Linked DNA regions of Mus musculus: region 2 is linked to region 1. A link is a loop called in an ENCODE intact Hi-C map of the cell type or tissue named here. Cell type or tissue: gastrocnemius. All regions are shown on one strand. Each heading gives the region's core, and the rest is flanking DNA. Links, peaks and the distances in the headings are about the cores only.

Evidence for each region. A loop is a pair of places that touch in the nucleus more often than their neighbours do. Peaks named below come from ENCODE experiments on the same cell type or tissue, not always from the same donor. Only the 100,000 strongest peaks of a DNase experiment are listed, where the experiment ranks them.
Region 2: it touches region 1 in a loop (4-fold over the local background); 4 of 42 quality-filtered maps call a loop at or near these places.

The regions. Positions count from the first base shown.
Region 1 is chr14:16,429,435-16,438,967 of GRCm38, reverse strand. It overlaps Top2b (topoisomerase (DNA) II beta), which reads right to left. Exons shown (of 36, transcript NM_009409.2): 36 at 8,181-8,669. The coding sequence ends at 8,502. It overlaps Rarb (retinoic acid receptor, beta), which reads left to right. Exons shown (of 8, transcript NM_011243.2): 5 at 2,058-2,234; 6 at 3,710-3,914; 7 at 4,645-4,803; 8 at 6,701-8,129. The coding sequence ends at 6,897. Among named protein-coding and RNA genes, the nearest start is that of Top2b, 69 kb to the right of the region's middle. In gastrocnemius, for the core only: a CTCF peak has its summit at 4,406 (motif pointing left); DNase peaks (open chromatin) are centred at 2,106, 3,893 and 4,381; H3K27ac peaks cover 3,069 bases.
Region 2 is chr14:16,522,505-16,532,037 of GRCm38, reverse strand. All of the region lies in intron 2 of Rarb (retinoic acid receptor, beta), which reads left to right. Among named protein-coding and RNA genes, the nearest start is that of Rarb, 48 kb to the left of the region's middle. In gastrocnemius, for the core only: a CTCF peak has its summit at 5,649; a DNase peak (open chromatin) is centred at 3,192; H3K27ac peaks cover 827 bases.

The DNA of each region.
Region 1 (9,533 bases), core at 470-8,469:
TTGTATCCTCTGTATGATAGGCAGTGACAAGCCAAGCAAAGGAGCCAAGGACTATATGTAGATGGGGAAGCCACATAGGGATTTAGAGGCAAGCTGTAAAAGCAGCCACGGGCTGTGCAGGGGAGCGGGAAGGTGGTCAGTTTTCATAGAAGGCCAAGGAAGGTATAACAACAGAAGGTTAAACTGACCACAGACTCAAGGGAGTACATGATGCAGGGATAAGAGGCAGCTATCTAGAAAGGGAGACTCACGGTGTAGAGGCCTGAGGCTAGTCCTTGGTCAACCTTCAGGTAAAGCAAGGAGAGACATGAGAGGCTAGAGCTGAGAGTTGGTGGGGACAGTGTGAGCAGGGGTGAACTCTAGGAGGAAGGAGGGGATAGGAGGAAGGAGAAGACTGCAGGAAGGAAGGAAGAGGGAGTTGAAGGCTTCTAGGATCTTCTGAGGAGACCACTTCTCAGTTACTTTCTAGATCTGGAGAACCCTTTCCAGATGTTGGAATTTCACTGAATTGACAAAAGTTCAGAGGTCTCTGGGATTTGATAGGACTTTCCTTCCTTGTATCCCTCTCCATTATCCCCTTGTCTCCCCTCCCATCACCAAAGTGATTTGGGCTTCTAGTTTCATGGAAATGAGGGAGATGATGGCAGAGATGAGGGAGAAAATTCTGAGAGAGATAATTACAGAAGGAGGAGATGGTCAGAGACTAGACCTGGGCAGGAGGTATCTGTTACACTCACCTTATGGATGCCATACCTAATACTTCTGTTGCTCTGGAAGCCTGATAGGCCCAGGCCTTTAGATGTGACATCATACATGGTTGAGTGTCACTTTTTGACCTTTGTTTTTCTTAGGAGACATTTCAGTGCATCATGGAGGCTGAATAGTATACTGTTGCTATGGTCACTGCAAGCTACCTTCTGTTCCATCATGTCCCTGTAATGGTGTCTGTGGCCACTGTAGGCTATGTCCTGGTTCCTTAGACCCCTGACTCAGTGGTTAATATTCTCCTTATTCTGTTGCATATACCAAGCAGCCAGCATCCTACCCTTGTGTGACTCAAGGTGTTTTCTAAGCATGGCTTGCAAACCACAGTGCCACCATTAAATAAAACAAGCCTCCTGAACACTTTACTGTTCATACTTTGCACTTTCTCCTGTTTATTAGTCTCTCTTCTTTATTTGTTTGAAATGGAGCTCAGAGAAGGTTTCCACCTCCTCCAATAAACGTCTTGTAGCTATCTTGTTTTATCTAAGTTTAGCTTCTGGAGTATAATTTTCATGATATAATGTGTCATCTTCTAAGAAGGTATGAATTGGCATGTTGCAGACTCTTCTCAACATTATAGAAAGGCTCCCTCCTCACCTGTGACAGCCTGCCCCACCCACAGTCCCCTGAAGGCATTGCCCTATCCTTCCACCAGTGCGGTATCACCTTTTCTACAATGATCTGGTCCTGTGTATCTGTCTCCTCCCTTTAGTACAATGCTATTGGCGGCCACAGATGTGTGCCTGCCTCCTTTTGTTGATGGCACCTTCCCACTCACTACATAGTCATTATTGAGCACCGTAACATTATTGAACATTGGCTTCCTCTCCGCAGCTGCTCCTGTGCACTGTCAAGAGTGGCTCCTTGGCTTTACATAGTATCTGGGGCTCAGCATGGCTGTTGCGCTGCTCACCATGTTCCTGTGTGTCCTATGAGCAGATGCAGAGGTTTCATCTGGCTCAAGTTTGATGTAGGCCAGACTGAAGCCCGGTGGTATGTTCTCCTTAGGATACCCACATGGCGGTAGTGAGCAGTGATGATCCATGTCTAGAGGCAGCACATATACCACAGTAGGTCTGTCATTCCTTCATTACGTGTGGATAAGCACACAGGGAAACTTGCCCTCATTCATTCCCTGGCTGTCTTGAGGCTGCTGTAAACAGCTTGTGGAGTTGAAAGCAGGAATCCGAGGTCACTCCGAGAAAGCAAATATGAGCCCCCTCGTCCCTATGTCCTGACACCATGCTGTCATTCACTTTCCTCTTCCCTTTCTTCTTCTCCCACCTTCTCAGAATTCCAGCGCTGACCACCGGGTCCGATTGGACTTGGGCCTCTGGGACAAATTCAGTGAGCTGGCCACCAAGTGCATTATTAAGATCGTGGAGTTCGCCAAGCGTCTGCCGGGCTTCACAGGTCTGACCATCGCAGACCAGATCACCCTGCTCAAAGCCGCCTGCTTGGATATCTTGGTAGGATCTTTTCTGAACTCTAGGAGGAAGGAGGGGATAGGAGGAAGGAGAAGACGGAAGGAAGGAAGGAAGGAAGGAAGGAAGGAAGGAAGGAAGGAAGGAAGGAAGGAAGGAAGGAAGGAAGGAAGAGGGAGTTGGAGGCTTCTAGGATCTTCTGAGGAGACCACTTCTCAGTTACTTTCTAGATCTGGAGAATCCTTTCCAGATGTTGGAATTTCACTGAATTGACAAAAATTCAGAGGTCTCTGGGATTTGATAGGACTTTCCTTCCTTGTATCCCTCTCCATTATGATCAGGAGAGTGACTCCTCACTGGCCTTCAGTGATGGCCTGCTACCTAGTATCTGTATACCCTTTTGTAGACCAGGTAGGCCCTAGGGAAGGACTGGAGACTGCTGGAGCTCACCAGGCCTAAGGCCTTTACGGTGAGAGAAGGCAGGCGTTCTGTGGGATGATGTGGCAGAGGGTATGGAGCACATGTAGGTCTGGACAGTAACAATAAGCACAAGGAGGGAGTACCTTCTAGAGTAGAGAATCTACTTGCGTTCCATGGTAGGGTGCAAACACCCTCTCCCCAACTCTGACCCTGACTTCCTCCTAACCCCTGCAGTCTGCTGCCTCTGTTCCTGTCTATGGCATGATGGCTGTGTAGCTACAAACACACTGTATTATAAGAGGGCTTTCCTTGAGTCAGATTCATTACCCCTCAGCTTAAACTATAGGATGTTCATCTGAAAGACTGGGTATAGGGCATGCTAAGTATCTAATAAAGACTTCTTATAGTTACCTTCCTGTGGATACAACCAAATATCTGAAAGACACAAGTTAAGGGAGTTCTATTTGAGCTCATGGTTTGAGAATAGAAGCCACAATGATAAGAAAGCCATGTATGTAGGACTGTGAGGCAACTGGCCACATTGTACCCAGAGTCAAGAAAATGCCAGCTTTTTGTTGTTGTTGTTGTTGTTGTTGTTTTCAGTCTGAAAGCTCCTAGTCTCTGGAGTGTGTGCCACACACATCCAGGGTACATCTTGTCTGATTAGTTTAGCCCTTGTGAAATACCATCACTCAGACATGCCTAGAAGTATGTGTGTTCCCATAGCAAGTTTAGATCCCATAAAGTCGACATGAAGATTAGCTATCACAGTTGGTAAGGATCATCCTTACTTATTTTTGGTTGACTAAACTTTTGAAAATAGAATCTTGTTAATCTTCTTTGCACTAGTACCTGGCTTAGTGCCTGAGAGGTAAGTACTCAAGAAATAGATATTTCAATCAAATGATGATTTATTTTAGTAAAAAGTTATTTCTCAAAATGTGAGTCCTACATATTATTCCTATCAACCTCAACAGTGGGGCATACTGTCCAGATGACCCAGGCTCCTTTTTCTTCTACCATAGATCTGGTCAGTGCTGTCAGGGCAGGCCGTCATAAATGATGCAGCAAGTGTACATGCATACTTTTTTTTCTTCCAGATTCTCAGAATTTGTACCAGGTATACCCCAGAGCAAGACACCATGACTTTCTCTGATGGCCTTACACTAAATCGAACTCAGATGCACAATGCTGGCTTCGGTCCTCTGACTGACCTTGTGTTCACCTTTGCCAACCAGCTCCTGCCTTTGGAAATGGATGACACAGAAACAGGCCTTCTCAGTGCCATCTGTTTAATCTGTGGAGGTACTGACTCCTTAGAAACCGTCACCAGACCCCAACAGAGCAATTACAAAGGCACAGAAGAGATCTCCACTGGGGTTCTTTGGCATGAGAAAGGCGTTGTACTTCTTTCTGTTGCAAACTAAGTACTGGTGTTTGAGCTCCTTCTGCCAAAACAAAAGAAATGCCAAAATGAGTTTGTTCTGTTTCTCTTGTGGGAAACAGGTGCTTTTGTAAAAGCAGGATTGTACTGCTGTGTGCCTAAGGACATTTTAGTGATGACCTACACAAATCACATGTTATTTGAATTCAAATCACCTCTTGGTCTTCCCCACCATACAGGTGCCTACCTGGTGGGCTGGAATAAAGTATGGCCCCTTCTTTGTAGTGACCCCTGCTGGCTAACCAGAAGCCAACTTTAGTTCAAAAGTAATGGTTGTAATGAAGGGGAAAGGTTATCTACCTGGCTTTTACAGGCTGCCCAGGGTTCTTTTGTTCAGCTCAATACTGACACCATCTGGCCATGAGAGGTAATTCTTGCCTCTGGGCCTGAGCAAGTGGACATCAAATGAGCTTACTAAGGGGGCATCTTCAAGTGTCACTGCTTAAAGCAATTGCATTTACTCAATTTAGTGTACAACTGAGTCACCAAATAAAGCCACTTTACAGGAGGAATAGGAGACAAGGAAAGATAGCCAGCAGTCTCTGAGCCTGTCTGATCACTAAACACTGAATACTTTCTCCTGCTATCCAGACCGCCAGGACCTTGAGGAACCAACAAAAGTAGACAAGCTCCAAGAACCACTGCTGGAAGCACTAAAGATTTACATTAGAAAACGACGACCCAGCAAGCCTCACATGTTTCCAAAGATCTTAATGAAAATCACAGATCTCCGCAGCATCAGCGCGAAAGGTATGTCTTCAAAGGTGGAAAGCAGAACAGAGCTTGGCCAACTTTTGCTTTTTAAAGCCCATATTTTAATATCAGGAGTCCCATTATTGCTTAAGTTGGGATGTCTATCTCATAGAAATCAAAAGGAATTAGCCTTGTCTGAGCACTCATGTGTGTGTAGTTAAGAGCACCTCAGGTTTCCTAAGGAAGACATTTTGATGGTGTCTCTGGTGGGAGATAGTAAAAGCAGAAAGCAGATACCACTACCCAGTGATATTAAGAGATAATTGTTTTAGAATGGATGGCTGGGTAGAAGAGCAACTCTTCAGAGATGATGTGTTTTTTAAGACTGTTATTATTGCTGGGGCTCATATGCATGCCCTTGGAGGTTAAAGGACAATTACATGGAGTCACTTCTCTCCCTCAATCTCTGTGACCTTTCTAGGGCACCAACTCAGTCAAGCAACTTTCAGAGCAAGCTCTGAGCCCTCACCCCCGCTCCCTTTTTCCAGGTTTTATTTTTGATTCCGTACATTTCATTCCAGCTTTTCAAATAACTTAGGCTTCTATACACTCAGCCTATTTTTCCATGGCACCCTAACAACCCTAGGCAAATGAAGGTCACTGTGGCTGCAGCTCTGGTGTAGGCACTTCTTCTGAGTACAGGAATTCTTGCCTGGCTGAGAGATATAAATACTCTTGCCTCATGATTCTCAGTCTATGTGGCAACTCAGGCAATTACAGAAATGCCTAGAGGCATCTCATAGCTGAGTGCAGAGGACTTTTCTATCGAGATGACTCAGCCAGCCACGCTATTACATATCATGTTCCCTCCCATTAGCAGATTCTACACCTCAGGATCTTGGCAAGCCAAGACACAAAAGTGCTTAAATGCACAATGAACTTGCTTGACAAGAAACCTCAGTTCTTGTTTTTTAGTTTTTTTGTGGGTTGGTTTTGTTTTTCTTTTTTTATTCATTTGGTAGTTTGGTTTGAGGGAGCCGAGGGGAACATTCTAAGTTCATTTCCACCACAGGATTAAGAGAAGCAAAAAGACACTAGTACTTGAATGGATGTAATTGAATGAAGTGGGGAGAGAGAGAGAGGAGAGGGAGAGGAGGAGGGAGGGAGGGAGGGAGAGAGAGGGAGAGAGAGGGAGAGAGAGGGAGAGGGAGGGAGAGAGAGGGAGAGAGGGAGAGAGAGAGAGAGAAAGTGTGTTCCTATCACCCTATATATATCCACGCCAGTGACCTGAGGACTAGCAGCCACATACAGAAATGTCCCAAGCCCCATACTAGCAGTAAGTCCAGCAACGCTAGCCACATGGTTCTGAGGTAGTTTTGTTATTGACATATTTCCACCTAACCAGCTGCATGTTGGGGGTGTGTGAGGTGTGGTGGCATGAAACCACCTGGTGCTGGACTGGGTTGCAGAAAACCATCACATACTGTGACTCAAGTCAATCTTTCCATTGTGGAAACTGCCCATCCTTTCACCTTTATTTTCCTGATCTTTCATCAGTGACTTCTCTTTGTAAATTTTATATTCCGAATTTGATTGAAGCACTGCAACTATCAAATATGCACATCACACATCTCCACTTCTTTTTCTTAAAGACTGAGAACCTCTAGTGTGCCCTATTAGTACTTATTCTGTTTTCAAAGGCAGTGGTGGATCAGCCTGTGCCTGAGAACCAATCTAACTGGGATCTCGAAGCACACTTGACATTCTGGTGGCTGACATTCCCACAGTAAACACCTTATAGTTTTTTCTTCCAATAAGTTGGTTCTTCTCAACAAAGACACATGTGACTTGATACATGTATTACACAACTTTTACACACCTGAAGGTGAATGTTGGTTTCTTAGTATCTAGCTGAGCCCTTATCTGACAGGTGTTCTATTATCTCTTGAAAAAGGTGCCGAACGTGTAATTACCTTGAAAATGGAAATTCCTGGATCAATGCCACCTCTCATTCAGGAAATGCTGGAGAATTCTGAAGGACATGAACCCTTGACCCCAAGTTCAAGTGGGAATATAGCAGAGCACAGTCCCAGCGTGTCCCCCAGCTCAGTGGAGAACAGTGGAGTCAGTCAGTCACCACTGCTGCAGTGAGACATTTCCAGCTGTTGCAGACATTCCCCAGGACCTTCAGTTCCAGATTGAAAATGCAAGGAAAACATTTTTACTGCTGCTTAGTTTTTGAACTGAAATATGTTAAACTCAAAAAGGACCAAGAAGTTTTCATATGTATCAATATATATTCCTTACTGTATAACTTCCCTAGAAATACAAACTTTTCAAATTCTGAAAATCAGCCATTTCATGCCACCAGAATCTAGTTTAAAGCTTCTACTTTCCTCTCTGAATAGTCAAGATGCATGGCAAAGACCCAGTTGAGATGATTTAGCCCTGGTTAAGTTTCTGAAGACTTTGTACATATAGAAGTACGGCTCTGTTCTTTCTATACTGTATGTTGGTGCTTTCTTTTGTCTTGCATACTCAATAACCAAGACACCGAGGTTGTGGAGTAAACCACTGTACATCCACTGTACGTCCTGCTTTCATGAATAACCAGGCCTCACGGTAAGGAACCAGGGCCTCTGTACAGTACAAGATGACACTAAAGACACTCTGGTTTAAGTAGTGTGGAAGCTTCTCCTTGCTTTTTGATGCTCTCAAGCTTCATTCTTTCCCTTATGTTGCCCAGATAGAGTACACCACTTCACTGCACTAGCAGAATTCTGTATCACTGAAACTGCCAGTTCAGTTAATCCAACATCATTGTTCAATTGTTAATGATGTCACTTTAAATTAAAAGTGGTTTGTTCCTTAATGACACAACTACCGAATGAAAAAAAAAATGAAGCATTTTTACAGTCATGATAGCCTCCAAGGCAAAAACACTGTCCAGTGTTAATAAGTTTGTTTACCTGTTCACAAGCCATTGGAGAAATATCACAGGATAATCAGCAAGTTAGTCTGCCGTCTGGACTCTAGTAGCCCAGTGTCCTTGCTGACTCAGGCCTGATCCTGGGATTTCCCCCAGTCTTGATGCTTGAAGGTATGGGCAAGTGGCCTCCTCTGGCCTTGTTCAATCACCATGATGCAGACTGACAGCTCTGGGAGAATGAGTGGTTGACAGACTCAAGTGTCGGCTTCTGAGTTCTCATGTAAGCACTAGTGGAATTTTTGTTTGTTCGTTTTTGATATATTAGCAAAAGTCTGTGATGTACCACTAGCTCTGTTTGTACATTGAGATGGTTTAACAGTGCTTTCTATGTTCATATACTGTTTACCTTTTTCCATGGAGTCTCCTGGCAAAGAATAAATATATTTATTTTAAAGGTGTGTGGGAGCTTTCACTACGGTTTCACCTTCAGTAAAGAGTCTAAGAACACAGTTCCATTTTTAATGTTTAAATTTCATTTCAAAAAGCAGATCTGTAGTCTGCAATCATGACAATTAAAATCTGTGCTAATGCACGGTAATCTATAACAATTCTACAAGCCAATCAGACAACACATGACATTTCAATGAGTAAAAAAGAGCATAAAACTGTATGTGTAAGAACAAAATGTTAAAAGGCCTACCACAATAATAAAAAACCATCAATTACATCATCACATTAAAATAAGCCAGATGTACAAAATTCTGAGACAGAAAAGACAAAGGACAACACAAGGTATTTTTGAAAAATGTTCGTGCTCTTTGGGCACTTAATTAAACATTGCAAAATCAACATCTTCTTCTTCATCAGACTCTGCAAAATATTTTACTTCTTTCCTAGCCCGACCAGTCCGTGGGAGAGCCGGTGGTTCAGAAGTGAAGTCTGAGGGGAAGATGTCTACATCTGAATCCTGATCAAAAGATGTTTTCTTCGGTTTCTAACCACCCACCAAAAACAATAAAAAAGAGAAGGTTAAAAATCTCAAAGTAAGGAAAACACAGTGTTAAGAACTATTATTCCTTATACTTACATTTATGGCATATTACCAATAGCCATAGTTTTAATATTATAATTGACATGCTAACTTTAGACTAAAATGAATTATGGAAGAAAAGACAGATTAGCTACGGTAATTGCCTACCTTGGGCTCTTTTGTTATCAAGAGCCCAGTTAAACTCTCATCAGTGCAACATTACTAATCCAACACTTTATTATTAAACAAGTGTATACATATCCACATCAGAAAATATTGAGTTACCCTATTTTTAAGAACATATTCAGAATTTATGGGAGCAGAACAAGACTATGCACAGTATATAGCACACACTAGCACAAGTATTGATAAGAGTATTTAAAAAGTCACAGAGTAGGTAAGAAATAGAGAAGGGAGGTGATGGAGAGGACGGATCTCTAAAGCTATAACCATCTAGACGTGTATTTGTAAGTTTTATGAGGAAGATAAAATAAGTGGCAAAGAGAGTGCAGCTAAGGTCACTCAAAAGAAATGAGGTTTCTAAAGGGTCAGATTAATTAGAAATACTAGGCATAGTCAAACAAATTCATTTTTTTAAAAATCAAATTAATCCAAGTTCATAAGAATATTCTACTATGCAAGTACAATAGTTCAATAGATGAAACAGAAGGTTCTGACTAAGTTGACTTATGGTGCTCTCTTTGCATAAGAATTAGACTACTTATACAAATAATGATGTCTCCTGTTGTTGCTCTGACAGGGCAGCTGCATCAGGGAGCTACCACATGCAGTGCAGATCCTGAGCCAGGCTTTGGGGCGCTTCTGCTT
Region 2 (9,533 bases), core at 903-8,902, 93 kb before region 1:
TCTTCCTGATGTGGCTGGTGTCCTGACACGGAACTTCTGGTGTGGCACTTACTGTTAAGTATTCTGTTGTTTCCTTAGTCACCCTCTTTCTCTAGGGTATCAATACTAGGAACACCTGAACTTCCCTAGCCTCGGTCATCCACACTACTCTCTAAGTGTGTGCAACAAATCTTGGCAGGCCATATCAGCATATGTTTGCCGGATGAATCAATAACAGATACTATGCAGAAGTAGTAGGGGAAACCATTAGGACTGCAGCACATTTGTGCAAGGTCCGAGTTATACAGAACAAAGGCTAAGTAAGGGGCAAATGACAGCCAAGCTGTTCCAATAGAAGAGAAAGGAAAAGGGATGACTTTTGTGGGTGTTCTTACTGTTCAGTGTTGTGTTTAGGGAGAATTCTCTGAATCTACCTCATGGTCTCCTCCACCCACCCATGGCCACATTGCTCTGCGATTGGGGAGGATGCTCTATGACCAGCATTTGGGTTCAGTTTGCCACTTGATGAGACAGCTTATTGATTTAATTTTTCTATTAGTTGAGCTTACTGATTATTGGGATAACTTCTCTTGGCCAAGTTGAACTGACCTTCAGTCATTGGGATAACTTCTTCTGGCCAAGTTGAACTGACCTTCTCAGTCTTCTCCCACTCCTCATTTACACCAGGGAAATAACAAGTGGAGGGTCCCTGAGGCAGGCAAAGACTTTCAAGGCACAGAGTTGCTTGCCATGACTCCTCTATAATGAAGGTAAAACATACCTTTTCATGGATTATTCCAAAAATAGGGGCACAAAGTTAAATTGTATATGACTAAATGACTTTTAAATCCTCCAGAGTGTCTCAGTTACCAATGCTTTGTAACAAATTGCCCATCCTGAAGGTGTATGGCAGTCCTTTCCCTTCTAGAATGTGTATATCACTAATTTAGATGGCTGTTTCTGCCTCATGGTGCCTTGAGCTGCTGTTACTGAACCAAGCAGCTGGAATGACTTGTCAACTGACCGTGTGGATCATGGGAAGGAACTTTTCTTTGGTTGTGGTAATTGATGCTTCCTGTGGAAAAGGTTCTCATCTAGAGCTACAAATAGAATGGCCAACAAGTACCTTCATGAGTGTGGCATGGGCTTGCTTACAAGATGGCAGCTCCAGGGACAAACACTACAGGTAGTCTACAGGGCTGAAGCTGGGATACTGAGGACCACGAGTGGAAGTCACATGTCCTTTTCTTTCGTAGTGTTCCCTTTGTCAGTTCTATTTGGCTAAAGAAATCACTAACCAGTTCAGACTCCAGGAGGTGAGGATCAGAGGCTCCTCAGTCTGGGGTGGCACCAGGGACATTTCAGTTTGTCTGTTATATTTGGTTTTACAGTAGCAAGGATTGAATCCAGGGCTTCCCACGCACTAGGCAAGCATTGTGTACTAAGTTGCCCCATCAACCCTTTTTTTTACTGATTTTGAAACTGGTTCTTGCCACGTTGTACAGGTTTGTCCTGGATGTCTCTATAGCCTGAGAAGGTCTTGAGTCTGGCACATTTAGCAGCCTGTGTTTAACAAACTCTGGTGTGGGCAAGCTCATTGTGCTACCTTAGGACACCCCAGCCTGCTGCAAACTGGGAGTTTTCCTAAACTCAATGTCAAATAAAGTGGATAGCTGACCATTACAAAACTATTGTAAGATAAATAAATATGGGCCTTTGCTTACAAGATGGGTTATGGCTCACCTGGAAGTGTAGGTGGGAACAGATGCAGCCTGATGCACAGGGGTTCCCTCTACTTCCCAAACAGTCTTCGTTCATAGAAGAGTTATCAACTCTGAACATAAACAGATAGACACACGGGCAAGACGATGACCAGAGTCCAGGGAAGGGATCTCTCTTACAGGTTTATAGGAAGGAGGGGTTCTCTGCCACATGACTGGTGTGGCGTCCATACTGCATGCTTATTTTCAGGCTGGTTGATTTCCAGGCGACAAGAGGGAGATGGAGAGCAGGGCCCTGTAGTTCACATGTACTCACTAGTAGCCCATGGTACGTTGGAGTCTTTTACCCTGGAGCTTCTACACAGAATCAGCTATTGGAAAAGAGTGATCCAGCTGCATATGGCTGTGACCTGAGTGGCCTTTGCTCTCGCTTCTAACAGAACCCACCTCACCTATATTCTCATTAAGTGATACATGGTCATTTGACCTCTAAGAGTGAATCAGGGCTGGCAGGCAATAAAGAGACAGAAGTGCACTGAGGGTGTACACAATGTTTGCAGCAATAGAGGGAAAGCTGGGGGGGGGGGGGAGACCACCTCTGTGACACCGTAATGGACTTGTTGATTTTAAGCAGCTGAGTACATTTTTTGCTTCTATTAACCTAGATCCTCTGGTCCCTGTGTTTCATAATGTTCCCCATGCAGAGTGCTGCTCACCTTCCTGCTGTGCTTGGCAGGGTGGGAGGCCCATGTCCTCAACCCAAACTCTCTCATAGGAATTTGTCTGTGAGCTTCTAATTACAGAGAGGAAAGGTACTCAAAGCATGCAAATATTCTTCACACATTCAAAAGGTGGGGCAGTTTTTAAAATGTTATGTTCTTTTGTTTGTTCCTCTTTAAAACTGGTTCTTGCCACGTTGTACAGGTTTGTCCTGGATGTCTCTATAGAGAAGGTATTGAGTCTGGCATGTTTAGCAGCCTGTGTTTAACAAACTCTGGTGTGGGCAAGCTCATTGTGCTACCTTAGGACACCCCAGCCTGCTGCAAACTGGGAGTTTTCCTAAACTCCCAAATAAAGTGTCTGTGGACTTCTGTGAAGTACATCATGTTAAGGGGAAGGGCAGAAGGAAACATGCCACATATTGGCTTGGGAAACATCACTGAGACCATGTTCTCTGGCTATGCCCTGGCATGCCAGGTTGTAGAACAAGAGACAATTCTGCTGCTGCTCTAACTTATGGACCTTGCTGCTTGTAACTTCTTTGCTCAAGTCCTTACCCATTCAACTATTAGCACTTTGTAGCCTCCATGCAAATGCTGGGAAGGTGAATGGACATGAGTCAAAGTCTGCAATGTTTTCTCTGCAACCAAAAACTCTCTGAAAACTGTGGGTAAAACTGAAGACCAGCAAGCAAGACCCTGCAGTGTAGCACGGCAGCTGCTCTCCATGGGTAACCTGGAAAGGGAATCCTGCAGCCCTCGGCTGAGCAGGCAGCTCCCTCTGGCAGGTGTTAACAGTCTTGGGTGAGAAGCCAGGGCTTTGTGTATGGAACATATGTCATCCCTTCACAGTGTCTTCCAGACATGTTTCTGTTCTCCACAGCTGTATCCAGCTTGCTTGAAGGACCTGCTATCACCTGGACTTTATTCCCATTTCATTTACCCCTTGTAGGTTCCTTTGCCTTGTAGAAGCTTCTGTTTAATGATTTTTATTGCAACTAGTAGGTTGGGTTTCTTGTTGTTGTTTTTGTTGTTGTTGTTGTTGCTGTTGTTTTAGTTTGCTTTGGTTTGCTTTTGCTTTTGCTTCTTTAAGTATTTTCATGTGCCAGGTTCTATTTCAAGCTCTTTTACATAACCTTTATAACTATGGAAAAAGAGACACTAGTACTGATTTTTAAATTCTTTTAAATTTTATTTTATCTGAAACTAAACCTTAAAAAAGGTATCAAGACTGTGTAACTTGTCAGAGATGACACAGGAAGCTGCAGATGTGGGACGTGAACCCAGGCTACCTGGTGCAAGACCCAAGCCTGTAGCCACTGGATTGTCTCCCCAGTGCCTCTCCCAAGCTTCCCCTTCCCTCCCAGAGCTGGAGGGACTGTAAGCTGACCACACAGCAGCCCACCAAGTCTTCTCTACATTCTTTATTCTAGTAACTCCTCAGTAAATGTACATGTGGGTAAGAAGCTGGACAGAGGCTGAGACCAGAAGTCTATCCTCTGAAACTCTACAGGACTTTCTTCATCAACAGCACAACTTTCCTTGAGTTATTCTCTTAATCATTTTTGGTCACTAGAAGAACATATTTTTCACAAAAGAATTGGAGGGGCCTCTCTGTTAATGTACAACTATCAAGCTATTTTTGCATTACATTTTTCATGCTTATTTCTCAAGAAGGAACCAGCCATTCCCATTGACAGCATATCTCAGTTTATATGCCACTTGCCATATGCTGCTCCTGTATTGGAAAGCATGAACTAGCCAGTACCCCCAGAGCTCGTGTCTCTAGCTGCATATGTAGCAGAAGATGGCCTAGTCGGCCATCATTGGGAAGAGAGGCCACTTGGTCTTGCAAACTTTATATGCCCCAGTGCAAGGGAAGACCAGGGCCAAGAAGTGGGAGTGGGTGGGTAGGGGAGCAGGGCCAGGGGAGGGTATAGGAAACTTTCGGGATAGCATTTGAAATGTAAATAAAGAAAATATCTAATAAAAAATCAAAAAAAGAAAAAACCAACAACAACAACAACAAAAAGAAAGAAAGAAAAAGAGAGAGAGAGAGAGAGAGAGAGAGAGAGAGAGAGAGAAAGGAAGGAAGGAAGGAAGGAAGGAAGGAAGAAAGAAAGAAAGAAAGAAAGAAAGAAAGAAAGAAAGAAAGAAGGAAAACAGACTAGAACTGTGAGATGGCCAGTGCACAAGGAGGTGGTGAGGAAGCAAAGCATCTTGGGTCCAGGCTTCGGAGAGGTTGTTTTGTTTTATTTTTATTTTTTGTGGAAAGATCTTATATAGAGCAGGCTAGCCTAGATCATGATCCTCCTGCTTTGGCTTCCCATGTGCTGGTGGGATAGATTTTTAAGTAACTATTTTTGGAGGAAAATAATTGGAAATTTACTCACTGGTGGAAAAACTAGATGATACGTGCTTGTGTGAGTATATGTTTCTGTGTGTGTGTTTGTGTGTGTGTGTGTGTGTGTGTGTGTGCTTGTGTGTGTGTGTGTGTGTGTGTATGTGTGTGTTTTTGTGTGTATGTGTGTGTGTGTATACATGTGTACTCCTCATTCATTTATGCAGTTGAATTTCTTGTTCTTTGAGGTAGAAGACAGATACATGCTTTCATCAAAGGCATCCCGGCATGGTAAACACAAGCTTCTGGGAGGCTCCTTTGGGGATAGGGTGTATTCCATAGGGTGACATCAGATGATTGGCTTCCCACTCCGTTCAGTCTTCTGGAGCAGAAGCGTATTATCCTACCTATAGTTACCATGACCAAAACATCATGGGAAGAGAAGGATTTATTTGGCTTACATTTTTACAGCATAGTCTACCATAAAAGGAAGTCAGGAACCTGGAAGCAAAAGCTGGTGCTGCTTATTGGCTTGCTCTTTATGGCTTGCTAAGCCTGCTTTCTTATAGAACCCAGGACCACTAGCCTAAGTGTATCCCTACCCACAATGGGTTGCCCACCCCCCAATCAGTTACTAAGAAAATGCCCCACAGGCTTGTCTGCTTACAGCCTGATTTTCTGCAGGCCTTTTTTTCAATTGAAGTTTTCTCCTCTTAAATGACTATAGGTTATTTCAAGTTGACATAAAACTATCCAGCACAAGTATGATACATCTTAAAATATTATTTAATTTCATCTTTGTTGTATGACATTTTGTGGTGAGACATGAGCAAATGTCTTCTCACTCCAAGTAGGGAACTGATGAAAGACCAAACTAACACTATGACCAAGCTCCAGCAGGGTGAGCCAGTGAGTTTTATTGGGGTCACTTACACAAGCCTAACTGACTCAAAGGCAGTTGCATCACTGAAAACCAGCCAGCCATGAGTAACAATTCACAAACTCTGGAGAGCAGCCCTGGAAAGCTATCCTGAAGTGCTGGGGCATGCTGCACGACATGAAGGCAGCGCAACTGGTCAGTGAGTCTCTTCCAGATAGCCTGACTGGTCTTTGTCTGTATAGTCCTTACTGCTCACATCATTTTAGGGAGGGCGGGGCTTTGTGAATCTGCTTTCAGGGACTTCCTGGGAAGTTTTAGTTGTTTACTTCCTGAGTCTTAATAAGCATCCTTTTAGAAACTTCAAAGTCTGAATGAGCTTTCCTTTAGAGTAGAATGTCTCATCTGAACAGAATTTATTATGTGAGGGCCCTGCTCACAAGAGAACACAGGGAAGCCCCACAGAGCTGCAGAGTTAGAAGACATAAATCCAGCAACAACTTTCTGAACCTCAAGGTTAGAAGGCAAGCTAGGACTCAAAACCCAGAAATAAGCAGGGCCAAGACTTGGAGGCAAACTCTGGACACGAGCAGCAGCCTTTCTCCTTTCTTATTCTCTGCATTAGTTAATGGCTAATCTACAGACTGTGCGGCTCTCAGATAGAGCACAGTTTAAAATATTTTATCATTAATGTGACAGGAAGTTGGATAAAGAAAATGAAGCGTGATTATAAAATGCTAATTATCACTCTCAAGTGCATAGTGGGCACTTGTGAATATTTGCAGCGTAATTTGCTTTATTTATTATTTCAGTTTGGTTATAAATGTTAATTCAATTGCAGATGGTATGTTGGCAATTTACAGAGCTATAAAATTATTTGGAAATCCTAATATTTTCTACAAAAATGTTGTGGATGAGCTAAATTAAAATGAGCCTGCTCCTTAGAGTTAAATACATTAATTGGCAAGTAGGCTGCAGGGATTTGCAGATGGAGCTGGCTATGTTCACACCTTCCAGGAAAGAGGATGAAATTTCTAATTCAATGTGGAAGTTTTCTGGATGAGAAAGGATGGGAGGACAAGGTCTCTTTCCTACCACAGTCATGAGAATGCAGCCAGATTTCACTCTTGATTGAGAGTTCTGGGGAGACAAACTGGTGTCATGTTTGCCTGTATTTACCAAGAAACTTGGAAAGTAGGTTGCTGACAGTTGTCTGTAATGTGCATGCACGTGTGTGTGTGTGTGTGTGTGTGTGTGAAGGGGCAAGTCATCTGCATTTTCATGTTTTACACTACGCTGTCAGACAAGGGATACAGAATGGATCTTGTGTCCCACCACATTTTATACAATCAAGGAAGAAGTTGGGTTATTTTTGTTGGTTTTGTTTTGGTTTTGTTTGTTTTGTTTCATTTTAAGTTCTTAAACTCATATTAAGTTATAATATGCATTAAAAAGTTATCTTCAACTCACACTTAAGTATAAACCAAGATTTCCCAGGCTGGAGAGATGGCTCCATGCTTAAGAGTGAGTAATAGTCTCTGGATGGTCCATCCTTTCGTCTTAGCTCCAAACTTTGTCACTGTAACTCCTTCCATGGGTATTTTGTTTCCTATTCTAATGAGGAACCAAGTATCCACACATTGGTCTTCCTTCTTCTTGATTTTCTTGTGTTTTGCAAATTGTATCCTGGGTATTCTAAGTTTCTGGGCTAATATCCACTTACCAGTGAGTGCATATCAAGTGACTTCTTTTGTGATTGGATTACCTCACTCAGGATGATATCCTCCAGATCCATCCATTTGCCCAAGAATTTCATAAATTCATTGTTTTTAATAGCTGAGTAGTACTCCATTGTGTAAATGTACCACATTTTCTGTATCCATTCCTCTGTTGAGGGACATCTGAGTTCTTTCCAGCTTCTGGCTACTATAAATAAGGCTTCTGGGATCCATCCCATAATCAACCACCAAACGCAGACACTATTGCATATGCCAGCAAGATTTTGCTGAAAGGACCCTGATATAGCTGTCTCGTGTGAAGCTATGCCAGTGCCAGGCAAATACAGAAGTGGATGCTCACAGTCATCTATTCGATGGAACACAAGGCCCCCCAATGGAGGAGCTAGAGAAAGTACCCAAGGAGCTGAAGGGGTCTGCAACCCAATAGGAGGAACAACAATATGAACTAACCAGTACCCCCACAGCTCGTGTCTCTAGCTGCATATGTAGCAGAAGATGGCCTAGTCAGCCATCATTGGGAAGAGAGGCCCGTTGGTCTTGCAAACTGTATATGCCCTAGTACAGGGGAATGCCAGAGCCAAGAAGTGGGAGTGGGTGGGTGGGGGAGCGGGGCGGGTGGGAGGGTATAGGGGACTTTCGGGATAGCATTTGAAATGTAAATGAAGAAAATATCTACTAAAAATTTGAAAAAAAAAGAGTGAGTAATAGTGTTCTGGAGGATGACAGTTGGTGCTTAGCACCCATGTTGGATGGCTACAAGCACCTTTGGCTGTAGCTTCAGGGAATATAATACCCTCTGGTCTCCATGAAGCACCCACACACACCCCCCATCTCTTTTTGTCACACACACACACACACACACACACACACACACACAGAGGCATGCTCAGAGGCATACATCTATGTGTGTTGTATGTGGCTACTCCCTCACCACAGAGTGAGTATTTAAGAAGGAGATTATAATCAAAAGCAAAAAAATCTGCCAGGACCCAGATTAGACTACCTGCCATCATGTAATGAATGAAATGGAAACTTCAGCCTGTTTCGGTTTTGTCTTCACCTCAATTATATATTTATAGGTCCATAAGAACTTGGGGTAGAGAAGAATTTTTCTAGCAAACTTCTTGTTTTCGAAAGCTGGACAATGGTAAATGTGAGTCCCAGCTTCCTTCTTTTGTGTTGTTAATAAGTAAAAGAAGTAATATGATATTGCCATTATATACATGCCAAACATCCTCTTTGCCCCAAAATAAAAATAAAAGTAAGACTTATTTTCTTTTATTGTCAAATTAAAGGCATAAACTAAGCCATGTCCATGCAATGTTCCGCTTGCGTTCATAATTAGGAACCCGCATGTAACAACCATGTCAGCAACATGCCCCCTTTGCTAAGCCATTTGGGGAGATGTCATTCCTTCTAAGAAATACTGTGCTTAATTAATTCTTGCTCCTAGGAGGTCAACCTGGGGCACTTGTTATGGCTTTAATTGGTGGCATAAATCCTGAGACACAGGAGGAAAAGTAGACTGAGCAGTTAGTGGTCTCTCACCTTTTGTGGAGTGTGCTATAGTGCCAGCACATCATGGACAGTGACAGCTTCTAGGTCTGATGGCTTGAGGTCTTGTCACGCTGACAAGAAGAAGTAAAGGCCGATGCCCTATGAGGAAAAGGTTCAGCAGCAGGTACTGGTGTTCTACATTCAACAACGGGAGGTGACCTGCTACCATCTGACTGGGAAAAAATGTGTTTCTGTGAACTCCAGGGCCTACATATTAAATTATGTTCATTATACAACCCATCTGGAGTCCCTGCCAAGCCAAAAACAATCATCTTACGGGCATTAGCAAAAGGAAGCAAAATGTAATTTTTTTAATTGTATACTTTTCATTTCCATTTATTTTCCCCTTTATTGAAGAAACCAGATCATAAGGAAACCATCATCCCCTCCCTTGCCCTCATTCCCTTCAGGGCACAGGCAGAAAAATCCCTGGCTGTGGCTTCTCGCACATGGTGGCTTGAGGTGACATGAGGCTGTCTGACATAGATGAAGCCAGTAGCTGGTTTGGGAGGTTGAAGCTGGGAGGTAGATTTCAGAAGGAAAGAGAACACAACGGCTGGTGCTGGCTTTCTCTGAAGTGGGCTGCCACAAATTACATTT